Linked DNA regions of Mus musculus: region 1 is linked to region 2. A link is a loop called in an ENCODE intact Hi-C map of the cell type or tissue named here. Cell type or tissue: left cerebral cortex. All regions are shown on one strand. Links, peaks and the distances in the headings refer to the core of each region. The heading gives the core; the rest is flanking DNA.

Region 1 (4,713 bases), core at 693-3,192, 80 kb after region 2:
CCACATGAGATGACCCAAACGTGGGCCTTCAGAGCTCTCACCTTATGGGGGAGCCTGCTGGCTGGCAAACAAGTACAGAGACTCAATGAGAGCATTGCTCTCAAACAGACTCAGCTTGTTATTGTGTTTCTTTAATCTTGCACATTGCCCTGGTTTGCTGTGCCTGGCAATATGTTCCATCCAGCTCAATTAGAAATTAGTCTGTTCCATCATTATTCTGTGCAAATTTCATCTCCCTCTGGTATTTGTTTATTGTTGTTTTGTGCAAATTCCTTCCTTCCTCTGGCATCTATCAGAAGAATCGCTCACACGCCCCTCAATGCAGCAGCTATCCCAAGATAGGACCTCAGAAAAAAAAATCCATCAGCCTTCACAAGATCTGTGCAACCAATGCAAACCCAAGAACACATGCTAAGCCCAAAGGTGACTGTGGCTTCTCCAGATGCCTCTGGTCTCAAAGGGGTTTCGACTCCAAGTACGCCTTGGGGTGGCAGAGCAAACAAGTACCCCAGATCCCAGCCCAGCAGAACAGAGAGGTGCAGCGACCAGGTTGGCACTCCCTGGGAGTCCTCATTTTCTCAGATTAGAAAGTCAAGTGTTAGAAAGAGCTGGCTCTCCTCTAATTTAATTTGGCCCCATGAGGCAATATCACTGTTGCCACAACAGAATTGAACACCAGCAAAGCTCTATTCCACTTCTCCAGCACCCAACTCCATAGGGCTCAGAGTGAGAACTCTCCCATATAAAAGAAAAAACATAAACAAATCAAATCCTTCTTCTCAGAGATGAGTCTCGGCAGACACACTCTGGACAGCAGTTCATTTGAAATCTCACTTGGTATGTGTCCCCACAGAGGAAGGTAACACTGCCGTGCCTAAATAATGACTAGAGGAAGACATGAAGTTACCGGAAGTGTTTCTGTCTCACCCTGAACTCTGTAGCTAACAAATGTATAAAACAGAGCACAGATGTTTAAAACTGGCTTTGTAAAGAAGAACGTTACATGCGGATATTCCGAAGACAATGTTTCCTGTATACTACTAACTCCAGAGCAAGGAAGAGACATGACCATGCTACTCTGTTTAGCTTCCAACTCCCAGCTGTCCCTTACTAATACAGTCTTGTTTGTGTGAACAGAACACGACTCGGGAACACAGTGAGACGTCTGTGTCGTCGGGTCCTGCCACTATAGACTCGACTAACCATGGATTGAAAACATTAGGGAAAAAAATAAAACTATTTCTGGACCGAGCATGCCATGTTATCATTAATGGTGTCTGACAACTCTTTGAAGTGCATTAAACTTTGTTTATGTTTTATGTTTTATTAAAACATGTATTAAGAAATGGAGATGACTCAAAAGGTGCAAACAGGTTATATGCGAATGTGATGCGGTTTTATCTAAGGGGCTTATCTGCACAGTAATCCTGAAGCCAGTCCCCCACAGCCACTAAGGGACAACTGCACTTTGTTGTTGTCATCAAAGTTAAGGAATAAGAGACCCCCTTTCTAGCAGTTGTCTACTATAAGAAGATCCATTGTACCGGCCTTTGCTTCTATACTGTACTAGAAACTTTCCGTGAGAAAGGTCAAGTGTGACCACTATGACTTGCCTCAAATGAAGCAAGTTAAGTCCACGAATAGAAATTCATAGATAATGGCTCCTGCCAAGGCCTCCTTACAAGCAAGCTTATACTTTCTCTCTTGCTGTGTGTTGCCCAAAGAGGAAAGGCAGCAGCTTTGCACCAAACCTCCATGCACCTACACAGCACCTGCAGAAATTATTTTAAAAGTGCATAAACTTCTAACATGGGTGTCTTCGTAGAGATAACAGGTGTCTTGGAGGTGGTTTTGTTCCCAGAAGCAAAACCAAACAATTTGCTGAAGATCATGAATTTATATTCATTTCCAGTTATGAAATAGTAGAGGGTTTCTGAAGGCACTAGCCATCGAGGCCAAGGCAAGGAGCCTCAGCCCAAAGGATGAAGCACTTAAGAAAGAACAGGGAGGACTGGGCTTGGTGGCGCACACCTTTAACCCCGGCACTCAGGAGGCAGAAGCAAGTGGATCTATGTGCGTTCGGGATCAGTCTGTTCTACAGAGTATACATAGGGAATTCCAGGACAGCCAGAGTCATGCAAAGACCCTGTCTAAATTTTAAAAGAAAAAAGAAAAAGAAAAAAAAAGAAAAAGAAAAAGAAAAAAAGGGAAAGAAAGAGAAAAAGAAAAAGAAAAACTCGAAACCTGAAGAATCTTGTGGTGAAAAATCAGTTCTCTCTCTCTCTCTCTCTCTCTCTCTCTCTCTCTCTCTCTCACTCACACACACACACACACACACACACACACACACACACACTGGTACCCATATTCACACATACAAAGAGTTCAACCCTAGCACAGAGGCTTGAGGAAACAACCAGAAAGATGCAGTCTAAAGAAAAACCTTTAGAGTCAGATTTGCCTCTAGCCCAAGCCCCAAGCTTCAGGTTCACTTTCTCTAAAACAAACACAGTAATAATCACATCATGGAACCACCATAAAGCTCAAATAAGACAGAACATACAAGCCTGAGGATAAGGCTCAGTAGATAAAGCTCCTGTCCACCTGGCCAGCGTGATCTGACATCTAAGCACTACTTAGAAGATGCACTGGTTTGGTGGCCATGTGTAATCCCAGAAGTTAGGAATCAGAGACGAGGTTATTCCCAGGGCAAGCTGGCTAGCTAGACTAGCCGGAATCAGCCAGTTCCCAGTTCAAAGACCCTGTCTCAATAAATAAATTAAGAGCAAATTTAAAAAGAAAATGTCAACTTCAATTTTCCACATGTACCTGCACATATACATATGCACCCACACACATTCCCACACTCATTCTTACACACAAGCATGCACACACACACACACACAAAAGAAACAATATGCTAAAATACTTCCCACAGTGTTGCCTGACAAATAGAACACAGTCGATACCAGCTGCCTTTTCTCTCTCCTTCTCTGTCTTTCTGGGTTTTCTTTCCTTTACTTTTTATTCGCTTAAATGAGAATTCTTACAGCAGCTAAAATAAGGAGTCCTTACATACATATTATATAGTCCTTTACAATATGTATCTGTTGCAATACCATTATTTGCAAAGAAAAAGGAAGTAGTAATTTTAACAGAAAAGTGCCAGATTCGTAGCATTGCCTGCTAAAACCTTTAGCTTTACCATCTACAGGAACTATTTGCTCTTGGGGTGCAGATTCTGAAAGAAAAGAAAAATTCTCACGGGAAAAATCATCCCCCCAAAAGAACAGCCAATGAAAGAAAAGATAATGGGGGGAAAATCTAGGGGTATGTAAAGGAGTTTATTTGACTTCACGAAGTAAAAAGTCAGCAAAATGAATAATCTGCCTCCAGAAATGGTTATTTAAAGGTTTTTTTGTAAAGGGCTCTGGTTCCTAAAAAGACAGGAGTCACTGCATATGCCCACCCACTCTTCATTTATTTTTAAACTCTAGCTTATATGTTCCTTAGCAACAAGAGAAGCAGATGAGACCCCCCTACACACACACGCACATACACTCACACACACACAGTCCTCCAAAGCCCCCTTCTTCACACCAACTTTCATTCTACAAATATTCGTGTTCTTCGAGGCATTTCCACCTGCCTGCAGATCTCCACTCCACCACCTCAAATGATCCCCTACATAGAAGCTGTACCTCCTACTCTTGCTACACACTTCTGCATAGAATCTATTCCCCCAAGGGCTTCCTGAATCCACTCCACTACCTCCCACTAGTCCCCCATGCTAAGTCATGCCCAGAATCCTTTCATCAAGACCATCGGGTCCACTGCCACCTCTGAGTCCAGCACAAAGGGTTACCAAGGCCAACAGGAAGACCATTTGCTATGACTGCCTGGCTTGCTTTGGCTGAGCAGTTTATGAGTTCAAGGGTCAATGACTGAAGCTTGGAGACAGCAACTCTCAGGTACTGGTGTGTAAGCATCACCTGAGGAGTGTAACAGCCAGCATCACCCACAGAGAGTGGAGGCTATTCACCTGGGGATTGCAAGCCATCTGACCAGCCACCTGAGGTGCTGTGTGTGCCAAGTGTCACTTGCCTTGAAAACTGTGAGGCTTTATTCAAGAAGAAATAGCATCCAAGAAATAAAAGCCACCACAGTGGCTTTCAAGATAGGTCAGTGTCGTGTACTGTTCCTCTCTGGCAAAAATGCTCCTGTTTCCGTGTCTTCTGTGACAAACACACTTCCACATGCCTGTGGGAGCATTTCACCCAGGAAGCTGCACGCCCCGACTCTATGCTTTTCTAAGAGAGAGCCTCAGAGAATGACCCCTGCCAAGAGGCAAGCTGAAGTGATTTCCCTTGCAAATTCTGGCTTCACAGCCCTATCCAATGAGGAGTCTCATGAATACCAATGACCCAGGAGCTTCTCTTAGCCCAGAAGCCCAGACCCACAATGTATTTCACGTGATAACACCCCCTCAACTTACAGCTCCTAAATTAGGCTGAATATAGTTCCTGTTCCCCTAAGAGCCAGACAGACCATCCTAAGTACAATTGAACTGCCTGTGTCCTAGCCTACCTCCCTAGACCTACCCCACTCCTCCCCACCTGCCTATTTTTAGAAACCGAAAATATAAAAAGATCCATTTGGAACTGATCTGTGTGAGTAACTAAGAGGACAACTCAGGTGGGAAACCCCCTCTGC
Region 2 (4,713 bases), core at 910-3,409:
TCTGGAGGTCTTGCTGCCCATAAAGAACATTTCCCATCTGAATTCCCAAGCTTCAGATTGCACCTCCTGCTCCAGGGAAGCTTCCTCCGGACTCACAGATGGCATGCCCGGGCCAGGACCTCTGTCCTTCCCATTCTGCCCTGCAGCGCCACAGAGCACCTCCCCCTCCACATCTCCACTTCCTCTTCTCACTTCTAGCATGTGCCTCAGTCCAGCTCTTCTGGGCCTTCTCATCTTCCTATTCCCCACCTGCCATGTGACCTCACAGAAATCATCCACTTCTGTGTCCTAGCTGCTTCCAAACACTGTGGCGACAGTGAAGAAGCCCAGGATCTCTGCTCTGCTCTTGAACCTCTCTGCTCTGACTTCTCTCTCTCTCTCTCTCTCTCTCTCTCTCTCTCTCTCTCTCTCTCTCTCTCTCTCTCTCTCTCCCTCTCTCTCTCTCTCTAAGAAAGGAACAGTCACATTCAAAATATCTAAAACTGTCCTCATGGCCTGCCTCTCCGTGTCTGTTCTTCCGAGTGTATCTCATTCTAGAAACTAGCCAGTCAGGCCAGAACCAGAAACCAGCTCGGTACACTTCTCCACCCACACGCAGCAATCAGCAAGCAAGACCAGACCTCCTTCTCTCCCTTCTACACTTCTCCCTCACTTGGGACCTCCTGGCTCTCCTCTCTGGACACATTGCTCCTTCCTTTGAGTTTAGTTAATGATCCCACATCAACTGGTCAAGCCTAAGTCCTTTATCCAATTCTTATGCTTCCCTTTTCCATCTCAGCGCCACTAAACTGCATGAAGCCATGCTATACCTTCCCTTCCGACAGGAGACCTGCCTACCCATGTCCCGTCAGGACTCATTTCAATCATCACCTACTCTGTGAAGCCTTCTGTTCCACATGAACTGCTGCATACCCTTAAAATATGCTCATTGAAGCATTAACCCCAAATATGGCTGGTTTTGAAAAGGGCGGGGGAGGCTCTAAGGAAGTAATTAAGGATAATATAAAGAGTATGTAAGGCTTTGGGGACACTGAGATAGCTCACCGAGAAAAGATTCCTGTCACCAGGCCTGACAACTTGAGTCTGATCCCTTGGAGCGACATGGTGGAAGGAGAGAATGAATTTCCACAAGCTGTCCTCTGACCTTTACACATACATTATGGAGTACCCAACCCCCACCACCAAAAATAGATGAATCGATTAGTGTACAGATTTTTTTAAATAGTGCAGCTCTGATCTGATAAGATTGGAACCTTTATAGAAAAGACACCAGAAAATATATCCATGTGCTCCTTCACATTTCTTCTCTCTCAGAAGCATGGAAAGAGAGGTGGACTTCTATCTAGGAAGACATCTCCCCAGAGACCTAACCCTGTCAGAACCTTGGTTTGGAATCTCTAGACTTTGGTACAGAACGATGAAGCTTTGTTGCTGCTGCTGCTTCCTAAATGATACTCCATCCTTACCCTTTTACCCTCACCCAGGACAAGCTGACCATCACTTCTTGTAATTTGCTCATGGGTCCACCCATCAGACTATCCATGAACTTATAACACAGCGAGCTATGTCTGTGTCTCTCACCCACTAACCTCGGACTCCTAGAGAGGAGAAATGGTGTGTTATCTGCATCCTTGTGATATTTCTCTTGTTCTGATACAGCACTTGCCCAGAGACAATTTGTGCTTGGTAAATTAGCTCACAAATGAAAAGACTTTCAGTTAATTTGTAAGGCTGACTATGAGGTAAGTGAACAATTTACACGCCAGCATAGAACTTTCTTTTCGTTTGGTTGGTTGGTTCGTTTGTTGCTGCTGTTGTTACTATTGCTGCTGCTATTTTTAGTTTTTGTTTTCCCAGACAGGATTTCTCTGTGTAGCCTTGGCTGTCCTAGAACTCATTCTGTAGACCATGCTGGCCTCGAACCCATAGATCCCTCTAACTCTGCCTCCGGAGGGCTGGAATAGAGGTGTGTGCCTGTGACTTGGCTCAGAACCTTCATCCATTCCTCACATCCTCTTGAATGATCTTATTCCCCACACAAAAGGGAACGCTTTGTTGCATCCTGCACCCACACCCTCCTTTCTCTTCTTTCCTTTTAGGGTGCTTGGTGAGTGACCTCCCAACAAGTAGTTTATGTCAAACCCTGTAGGTGCCAGACAACAAAGAAAATTAAAGTCGCTATTTCTGGAGAGCTCTCTCACCAACAAAATCTCAGCGCATGGCCTGGCCCCCAGGGTTTTAGGAACTCTGTCTCACTGCTGAACAAAAGTTATACCTCCCACTCATGATGGAGCCAAGACACAGGATGACTTTATCCACCTGAGAGAGGCGGGCTTGAGAAAAGAAGGAAAAGAAAAGGTCCGTTGAGGCTGCTGTCCAAGTTGCCACCTCTCTCATGCCTGAGCCAGCCCTCTTCTACCCTCAGGGGAGATCAGCTACCTTTGTGTTCCCTCTCCCCAGCTATTTATGACAATTTGCAACAAAGAGCTTGGACCTATATCTCTCTTAGAATTTTTCCTCTTTGAACAAGAGAGCCTCTTTTTTCACGCGCTTGAGCTACATACACTTTGGAGACAATCGATTTCGAAAGGTTTGTGAATCCACTTTGCCACCTCTTTCCTCAGTTAAAACTGCAAGGTCTCCGGTACGCTGTTATCTATGATTCCTAAGCTTTCAGCGCCTGTAGGGCTGCAAGGTCCTGAGGGGCCTTGGCCTTCAGCCTCCCCAGGACTCATTCTAGACTCCAGCCCCACCCCCTGCCCAGACAATCTGTAGCTCCGGAATCTGCATGTGTAGGAAGATGTGGAAGGGTCGGGGTGCAGTTGGGAAGCAGGGGAGGGAAGCAGCTGACCTCCAAAGCCACTTTTTCAGAGCTCTTTACATTAGACTGAGAAGTCTGTGTCCCTCTCCAACCGTGCTGGTGCTATTTTGGGACAGACCATGCTGGGCGTGATGAGGAGATACGTAAGCCAAAAGAGCCGTTTGTCTGTGATGCTGCCAGCGTCTCAGTATTCCCACTCAGGTGCTTTGATCTTACTCAGAAAGTAGCAGCAGCATTCACCTCTCTTTTCAAAGCATCCGTGTTCTTACTGACAGATCCCCGAGCAGCTACAGAAGAGGCTAGCAACGTCTCAAGGGCAAACGACTTCTAAGAAGTTCTTGACCAAGTCCAGATGTAGGCTTGGTAAAGAGGCCACATTAACGTGAACATACCATCTCTCTACCCTCTCTCGGGTACACATAAACTTGGAACATCCCCAGAAAAGCATTCTTGACAGGCTCAGGCCTCGTTGCTCAGGAGTAAAAAAAAAAAAAAAAAGACATTCTAGAAAACTAAAAATACAAAAACCACATTCTTTGCGGCACCTCCACACCACAGCACACATGATAAATAGGACTGAACAGAAAAATGTACACGCCAGAGGTAGACTGAGGCAACGCACTCTGAGTGTTCCCAGCATCCCTGCAGCCGCCAGCCCTGTTCCCAGCCCCAGGTTCCTTCCTTTCTCTGAGTTAGCTAGACCCACCTTACCTACTGATCTCCCCTGCCCTCCCTCTTGCCTTTCTCTCCTTTCTAGTCACTGTGGGTGACTATGGTGATGTCTATAACAGCCAAGAGCCTGAGGGAAGAAATGTCGTTTTCCAAAACTCTGGGCTTTTACCCAGCTGACTCATTCCACCTCCCTCCCTCAGTCCCAAACCCCAGTCTTCCGCCAGCAGCTTGTTGTCATGGTTACTCTAATCTTTATCTGCTTTGCTTGTTAAACAAGCTGGCTTTCCTCCAACCCACCTCCTGGCTGCCCCTACCTCTGTGACTTTACCCCCCTTGGCTCCATCTCCTTCTTTTCCAGTAGTGACAAAGAGAAGGTGCACAAATCCCTGTTCCCTTTTCTCACCTCTCTCCACCAGATTCCATCAGAGCAGTTTCTCTTCTGTTTATTCCTAATGGAAAAGTACCACTCAGGAGGGAAACCACACCTGGCTGGAAACTAAGGCTCTACAGAGGCCCTAGAGATAGAAGAGAATAAGGGACACTACTGGTGAAGTTCATTAAAAACTCTCTTGGTTGGCCAAGAAACTGATTGTTAGAGTTCTTTAACCAACGCACTGGGGTCTGTTGAGACCGCTCTGCCCAAGGAACCACCCACATCACACTAGAGCCTTGAATGCTTCTTCAAAGATACAGTCCTTCTCCAGAAGTCACACAGCACACCCCTCCACTCCTCCACTCTTTTCTTGTCCAGGGTGAGTCTCTTTAGGATGCTCCGGATTCAGCTGGTTCTTGCTACCTTGGAGAGCTTAATTCCACCCAAATGTCCTCCTTCTCTTGTTTCTTAAACCAGCTTCTCTATGCTTACTCGCTTTCCCCTCAGAATACAAGTATAGCTTTCCACCTTTAAACGGGGGCGGGGGGTCTCCTTTTGACTCAAGTTCTTGCCCACTGGCCACACCTTCAGCTTTGGAAATCCACCTTCTTGTCATTTTTCCCTTGGTTTGCATTCAACCTAGTGCAGAACATTTCCCTCCAGAATCATGGCAGAGCCACAGTTGTGAAGAGCTTTCCTACTGACTGACCTCAGTGCACCCCACACGGTTGGTTGTTCTCCTTAGCAAGTAGCTGGGATTATGCCCCAAAACACAGAGGTAAGTCTTCAAAGACATTTCACTGACCTTTGAATCTTGGCTTGAGTGTTTGCAAGTGCCCTAACTTTA

What was found. A loop is a pair of places that touch in the nucleus more often than their neighbours do. Peaks named below come from ENCODE experiments on the same cell type or tissue, not always from the same donor. Only the 100,000 strongest peaks of a DNase experiment are listed, where the experiment ranks them.
Region 1: it touches region 2 in a loop (2.1-fold over the local background); 3 of 42 quality-filtered maps call a loop at or near these places.

What each region holds. Positions count from the first base shown.
Region 1 is chr6:37,293,507-37,298,219 of GRCm38, forward strand. All of the region lies in intron 1 of Dgki (diacylglycerol kinase, iota), which reads right to left. Among named protein-coding and RNA genes, the nearest start is that of Dgki, 4.1 kb to the right of the region's middle. In left cerebral cortex, for the core only: no CTCF peak of the experiment used is centred there; a DNase peak (open chromatin) is centred at 1,814; H3K4me3 peaks cover 640 bases; H3K27ac peaks cover 125 bases.
Region 2 is chr6:37,212,913-37,217,625 of GRCm38, forward strand. The region is part of intron 1 of Dgki (diacylglycerol kinase, iota); the gene reads right to left. Among named protein-coding and RNA genes, the nearest start is that of Dgki, 85 kb to the right of the region's middle. In left cerebral cortex, for the core only: no CTCF peak of the experiment used is centred there; DNase peaks (open chromatin) are centred at 2,350 and 3,015; H3K4me3 peaks cover 89 bases; H3K27ac peaks cover 1,054 bases.